2 separate regions of the Homo sapiens genome follow, and region 2 is linked to region 1. A link is a contact called in ENCODE Hi-C or POLR2A ChIA-PET data. All regions are on one chromosome and are shown on one strand. Each heading gives the region's core, a stretch centred on a gene start or an enhancer-like site at or near the end of the contact. The rest is flanking DNA. Distances are from core to core; before and after follow the strand shown.

Evidence for each region. A loop is a pair of places that touch in the nucleus more often than their neighbours do. ChIA-PET counts read pairs that join two places held with the same protein, here RNA polymerase II (POLR2A). Pooled maps may share reads with other maps.
Region 2: a loop to region 1 is called in a pooled map, with 2.2 times the contacts of the local background. The contact joins the enhancer-like site here to the promoter of ARHGAP29 in region 1. A Hi-C loop is called at or near these places in 15 of 168 maps with a recorded cell type or tissue (cardiac septum, endothelial cell of umbilical vein, gastrocnemius medialis and 3 more) and 13 of 50 pooled maps. POLR2A ChIA-PET finds 5 or more read pairs at or near these places in 9 of 52 experiments (BJ, H1, HCT116 and 6 more).

The regions. Positions count from the first base shown.
Region 1 is chr1:94,236,154-94,238,853 of GRCh38, reverse strand. It overlaps ARHGAP29 (Rho GTPase activating protein 29), which reads left to right and starts at 1,270. Exons shown (of 23, transcript NM_004815.4): 1 at 1,270-1,439. RefSeq lists silencers at 1,067-1,296, 1,307-1,546.
Region 2 is chr1:94,284,046-94,286,745 of GRCh38, reverse strand. The region is part of intron 2 of ARHGAP29-AS1 (ARHGAP29 antisense RNA 1); the gene reads right to left. It also overlaps a transcript of ARHGAP29 not described here. Among named protein-coding and RNA genes, the nearest start is that of ARHGAP29-AS1, 38 kb to the right of the region's middle. RefSeq lists an enhancer at 2,102-2,161. Within about 2 kb of position 1,250, at least 4 of the 41 ENCODE cell types and tissues checked have a DNase peak (open chromatin) inside an H3K27ac peak, as active enhancers do; they include PC-3, PC-9 and endothelial cell of umbilical vein, where a contact is called at or near this core.

The DNA of each region.
Region 1 (2,700 bases), core at 21-2,520:
GTCAATGAGTTTTTCTCTTGCCCCGCTACCCTACTTTTGGTTCTGTCATGCTCACTTACTTTTCTGTTTGTTAAGTGGGTAGTCTCTCCTTTTATTTTTCTTCCTTATTTTCTCTTTTTGCCTTCACTTATTTCTGCCTTCCTTGGTTTTCTTCCCTTTTCCTGTGTCTGCACCTCATTTTCTTTCCAGTTTTCCTCAGCACATTCTCCTGTGTCTTTTTCTGTTTCTCCCGTGTGTGGTCATTTTTCTCGCAGACCCCAGCGCTACCCACAGTCTCCCTCCCTGTGTTTTTTCCTCTGTTTCTCTATGAGTTCTTTCTGAATGTTCCAGCACTGAGGTAAGTGCCATCGCTTGTTCCAGCGAGTGGTGTGATATAGGGACTATGTGCTTTCTAGCCCTGCTTGCTATAATTATTCCATCTTTCTCAGACTTTTTTTTTTCTTCTCATTATGAAGTGAGTTTGAAAGTGCAGCTAAGAAAGAAAGGACCGGGCACAGTGGCTCATGCTTGTAATCCCAGTACTTTGGGAGGCTGAGGCGGGTGGATCACCTGAGGTCGGGAGGTCGGGAATTCGAGACCAGCTTGGCCAACATAGCGAAACCCTGCCTCTACTAAAAATACTAAAATTAGCTTGGCGTGGTAATGGGTGCCTATAATCGCAGCTACTCAGGTGGCTGAGGTGGGAGAATCAATTGAGCCCGGGAGGCGGAGGTTGCAGTGAGCCGAGATCACGCCATTAGACTCGTCTGGGCGACAGAGCGAGACTCCGTCTCCAAAAAAAAAAAAAAAAAAAAAAAAAATACAGATAGGCCTAAGTGGAAACTATTACCCTCCATAGAGGGCAGAGGGGCAGAGTAGATGGCTGGTTTTGAGGTAGTTCATTCTTCATTCAGACGTGTGGCGCCCTTCCCCAGGCCCTAACCCCTGGAAGAGGGAGGAAAAAGGCGATCCACAGAAGTGTCTCATAAGAAATGTAGCTGCTCATCTGGCCATTAGCCGCATCTAGTCCTCAGGTGACTTTTCTCTGAGTCGCTCTGCCTGTCCCCTGCAAGCCAAAAGGGCAGCCGACGCAGCCCGTGATGCTGGGACAGCGTCCGGCCGCGCGCAACTGACGGTCGCGTTCTGCGCGCGAGCTAGTTGCCTCCCGTACCTGCCGCGGTCGCCGGCCCCGCCCCCGGGAGCGCGGGCCAATGGGCTGGGCTCCAGGGGGCGGGGCTGGCGGGCGGGCGGTGCGGCCGTGGCGGTAGCTGCAGGGGCGGTGGCGGCTGCAGTGGTGGTGGTGCCTGTGGCTGTGGCTGCGGCTGCGGCTGCGGCTGAGATTTGGCCGGGCGTCCGCAGGCCGTGGGGGATGGGGGCAGCGAGCTCCAGCCCTCGGCGGTGGCGGCGGCCGTAGGTGTGGGGCGGGCGTCCGCGTCCGGCACGCGAGATGGAGCGCCGTGGTGAGTGTGAGGAGGTGGCGCTTGCTCCGGCCGCGGCGGTCGTGGCTCCGGGCTGGGGTTGCCCGCGCGAGCGCCCGCGAATTGCCGTCCAGGGTCCGGGAGGCCCGCGGGGCGGCCCCGAGTGGAAGCGGTGGCAGGCTGCGCTAGGGACGGGTGTCCTCGAGCCAGGACTGGAGTCCACGGGAAGGGTCCGGCCGGGGCTAGGGGCGCGCCCGGCGAGGGAGGCGCGGACGAGCTGGGGAGGACGCCAGCGGTGGCCGGGAGCAGACGGTGACGATCGTAATTAAAGTTAGCACACAGCGCGTACAACGGGTCCGCCTGCTGTTCTGAAGCCTTTGCACATTTTAACTCTTTTAATGTTCAGAACACTCCATGATTGTTCGACTCGGTTCACACGGGGAAACCGAGGTTAAAAACCTGCCCAAGCACACAGACTAGTGGTTGGCAGCGTCAGGACCTAAACCCAGGCGCTTTTGCTCCGGAATCCGTGCTCCTGATCACTATGGGTCTGTGTTCTTGCCTGGATTCTATTCCCGCTCCCACCTGCCCTGACTGCAGCCCTCACTCCAGTTGGGCTCTCATTCCTGAGATATTTTAGGATTTCCGTGGTGCATTTTCTCCTGGTCTGTGTTTTTTGGGTTTCGTTGAGAGTTTTCCTCAGTCTCAGAGGTTTGTCCCAGTTCAATTGTGGACGTGTTTTGGGGTTTGACAGTTTTAATTAAAAAAAAAAATTTTTTGGGGGGCGGGTGAGCTGGAGTTGGACGTTTCAAGGTGGAACCCTCGTGACTGACGAGCCTCTTGTCTCTATGTTTATCTTTTTAAAACTTTCTCAGAGGGTATTGGCCCCAAATGTTTTCGGAGGGCAGGATATTACCTGCTAATGGCAGGAGCTGAGCTCTCCTTCCCTTCTCTCCATCTGTCTCTGTGACTGTATCTCTTGTCTATAGTTTATCTTTTGTCCGTCGTTACCACCGTCGGCTGTCCATTTTGGTTGCTCCATTCTTCCCTCTTTGTTTAAATTCTTGGATGAGGAACTTGCTCTTTGGCAAAGAGTAGTTTTGGCTGGTCAAAGGAGAGTACTGCCTGCCAGGAATGCTAGACATTCTGGAGGGGTGGGATGCTGGGCAGCTTCCTCTTTTTAAAGCGTGCTAGGTTCAAACTGTACAGAAATGAAGTGCATGTGTATTGCATGCCTTCCTTTAAAAATTGTTTGCATAGTATTGATAAAACTCTTTCTCACATGTCCCTATTCTGTTTTTGT
Region 2 (2,700 bases), core at 1-2,500, 48 kb before region 1:
ATTTCCTTCTTAATTTTTCTGAAATCTATTCATCCTCTCTGTTTCTTCTGACCTCACTTTTAAAATTTATTTATTTTTGAGACAGGGTCTCACTCTGTCACCCAGGCTGGAGTGCAGTGCCATAATCTCAACTCACTGCAGCTTCAACCTTCCAGTCTCAGGTGATCCTCCCACTTCAGCCTCTCGAGTAGCTGGGACTACAGTTGTGCATCACCACGCCTGGCTAATTTTTGTATTTTTTGTAGAGATAGGGTTTTACCATGTTGCCCAGGCTGGTCTTGAACTCCTGGTCTCAAGTGATCCTCCTGCCTTGGCCTCCCAAAATGCTGGGATTATAGGCATGAGCCACCATGCTCAGACTAAATTTTTTCTTATTTTCAATCCATAGTATATGTTATGGGTTGAATATTTTTGCCTTTCCCAAATTCATATGTTGAAGCCCTAAACCCCTAATGTGACTGTATTTTTAGGCCATAATTATAGTTAAATGAGGTAATAAGAGTGGGGCTGATAGTGTTGGTGGCCTTATAAAAAGAGGAAGAAATCTTTCTCTGCCATGTGAGGACACAGCAAGAAGGCAGCCATCTGCAAGCCAGGAAGAGAACCCTCAACAGACCCTGACCATGCTGGCACTCTAATGTAAGACTTCCAGCCCTCATAACTGTGAAGAAGTAAATTTCTGTTCTAAGCTACTCAGTACATAATATTTTATTAGGGAAGCCCACGCTGACTAAGACAGTGTATTACTTGCTGTCTCCTAGAACAAGTCATGTTCTTTCAAAATATTTTGTCTCTGTGTGCTTGCCTTTCCACCAACTGCTCACTGGGGCTTGAATGTAGTTCTTTTTTTTTTTCTTTTTTTTTTTTTTTTTGAGACAGAGTCTTGCTCTGTCATCAGGCTGGAGTATAGTGGCGCAATCTTGGCTCACTGCAACCTCCGCCTCCCGGGTTCAAGTGATTCTCCTGCCTTAGCCTCCCAAGTAGCTGGGATTACAGGCACATGCCACCATGCCTAGCTAATTTTTGTATTTTTAGTAGAGACTGGGTTTCACCATGTTGGCCAGGATGGTCTCCATCTCCTGACCTCATGATCCACCCACTTTGGCCTCCCAAAATGCTGGGATTACAGGCGAATGTACTTCTTTTTCTCTACACCAGTACATTCCCTCTCCTTCTTCATGTGCAAACACTCATTCATCTTTTAGGAATCAATTTATGACTCACTTCCTCCAGAATGCCTTCATTGACCCTTCCAGGCTGATATTCTTCCTCCTTATATCCATAGCTTCCTGAGCTTAACTTTATTACAGCTCTTATCATGCTCTATTATAATTCCCTATTAACTAATCTGTCTCTCACACTAGCTTGTGAGACCTTTGAGACCGGGACTGTATTTTTTTTTTTTAACCTGTATCTGCAGGAGTGAACATAGCACTCAACTCATTGTTGATGCTCAATGTGTTTTTGTGGAATGAATGACTGAAACTCATGACTGCCTCGTTCCATACTCAATCTACAGTCAACAAAACACACTGTCCAACTCTATTCATTGCCTTGTGACACAGCTGGTTGTGAATGTGCGACTCTCACTCATGAAATTATGAACAGCTGGAAGACAATCATTTTTATGTTTTGTTTTTGTATCAGCCATGACACCTCACTCTGTGCCTTGTACATGTTAGGTAGACAATAATTTTTTTGTTAAAGAAATAAGTACAGTTGACAAAAAAGCTAATGCACTCTAAGCCTTCATTAACAGATGTTCAGTGTAAAAAGAGTGTTTGTACTCCTAATAACTCTTATGTGGATCGGATCACATCTGAAGTATTGTGTTCAATGCTGGGCAACCACCATACATTCCTTCCTTCAACATATGTTTATGGAGTGCCTACTCTATGCCACTATCTTTCTTCTGTGCCCAAGGCTTAGAAATCAAAGAAACTTAGGTTTTGTCACTTAAACTGTGTGTACTAGACAGGATTGGCTAGATTTTGTTATAGAAACAAACAATCTCGGAGTATCAGTGGCTTACCACATCCTAGTTTTGTTTCTCTTTCATGCTTTATGTCTGTCATGGGCTGAATGCGGCTTTACTCCACACAGTATTCACTCCAGGACCCAAGTTGCCTCCATCTGGAACATTGCTGATTTCACAGCAGACAGAAGGCATAGCCAACCATGCATTGGCTCTTAAAACTTCTGTCCAGAAGTAACACACATCATTTCTGCTCACATTTCATTGGCCAAAGTCAGTGCTATGACCATGCCTGGATTCACACAAAGAGGGGCAAATAGGGTGAACAGTAATATAATCTACTACACTATGTGATCTAACCTGTTCAAGTCCCCATTTTATCATTTGTAAAATTATAACAATAATCTCTGCAATGAAGACTGAGGTAAGGATGCAAAATAAGGTATGTAAAGTGTTTGGCACATTGTAATCTGTCAGGAAATTGTAGCTATTTCAATTTAAATTCTATTTAAAAGTTTAAAAACTCTGATACTCAGCATAAGAAATTACTATAAGTAAAGCTCTCTAAACACTTAACAGTAAAGTAAATTAGTTCTCCCTTCCTTTGAATTTTTTCTCTGAAAACCCACTTAAACTGTCTGAATTGTGTTTCCAGCCCTGGCTTGATGGTTTTTTTTTTTTTTTCCCATTTCTGCCTTTCAACTTTTTGCCAGAATCAACATAAC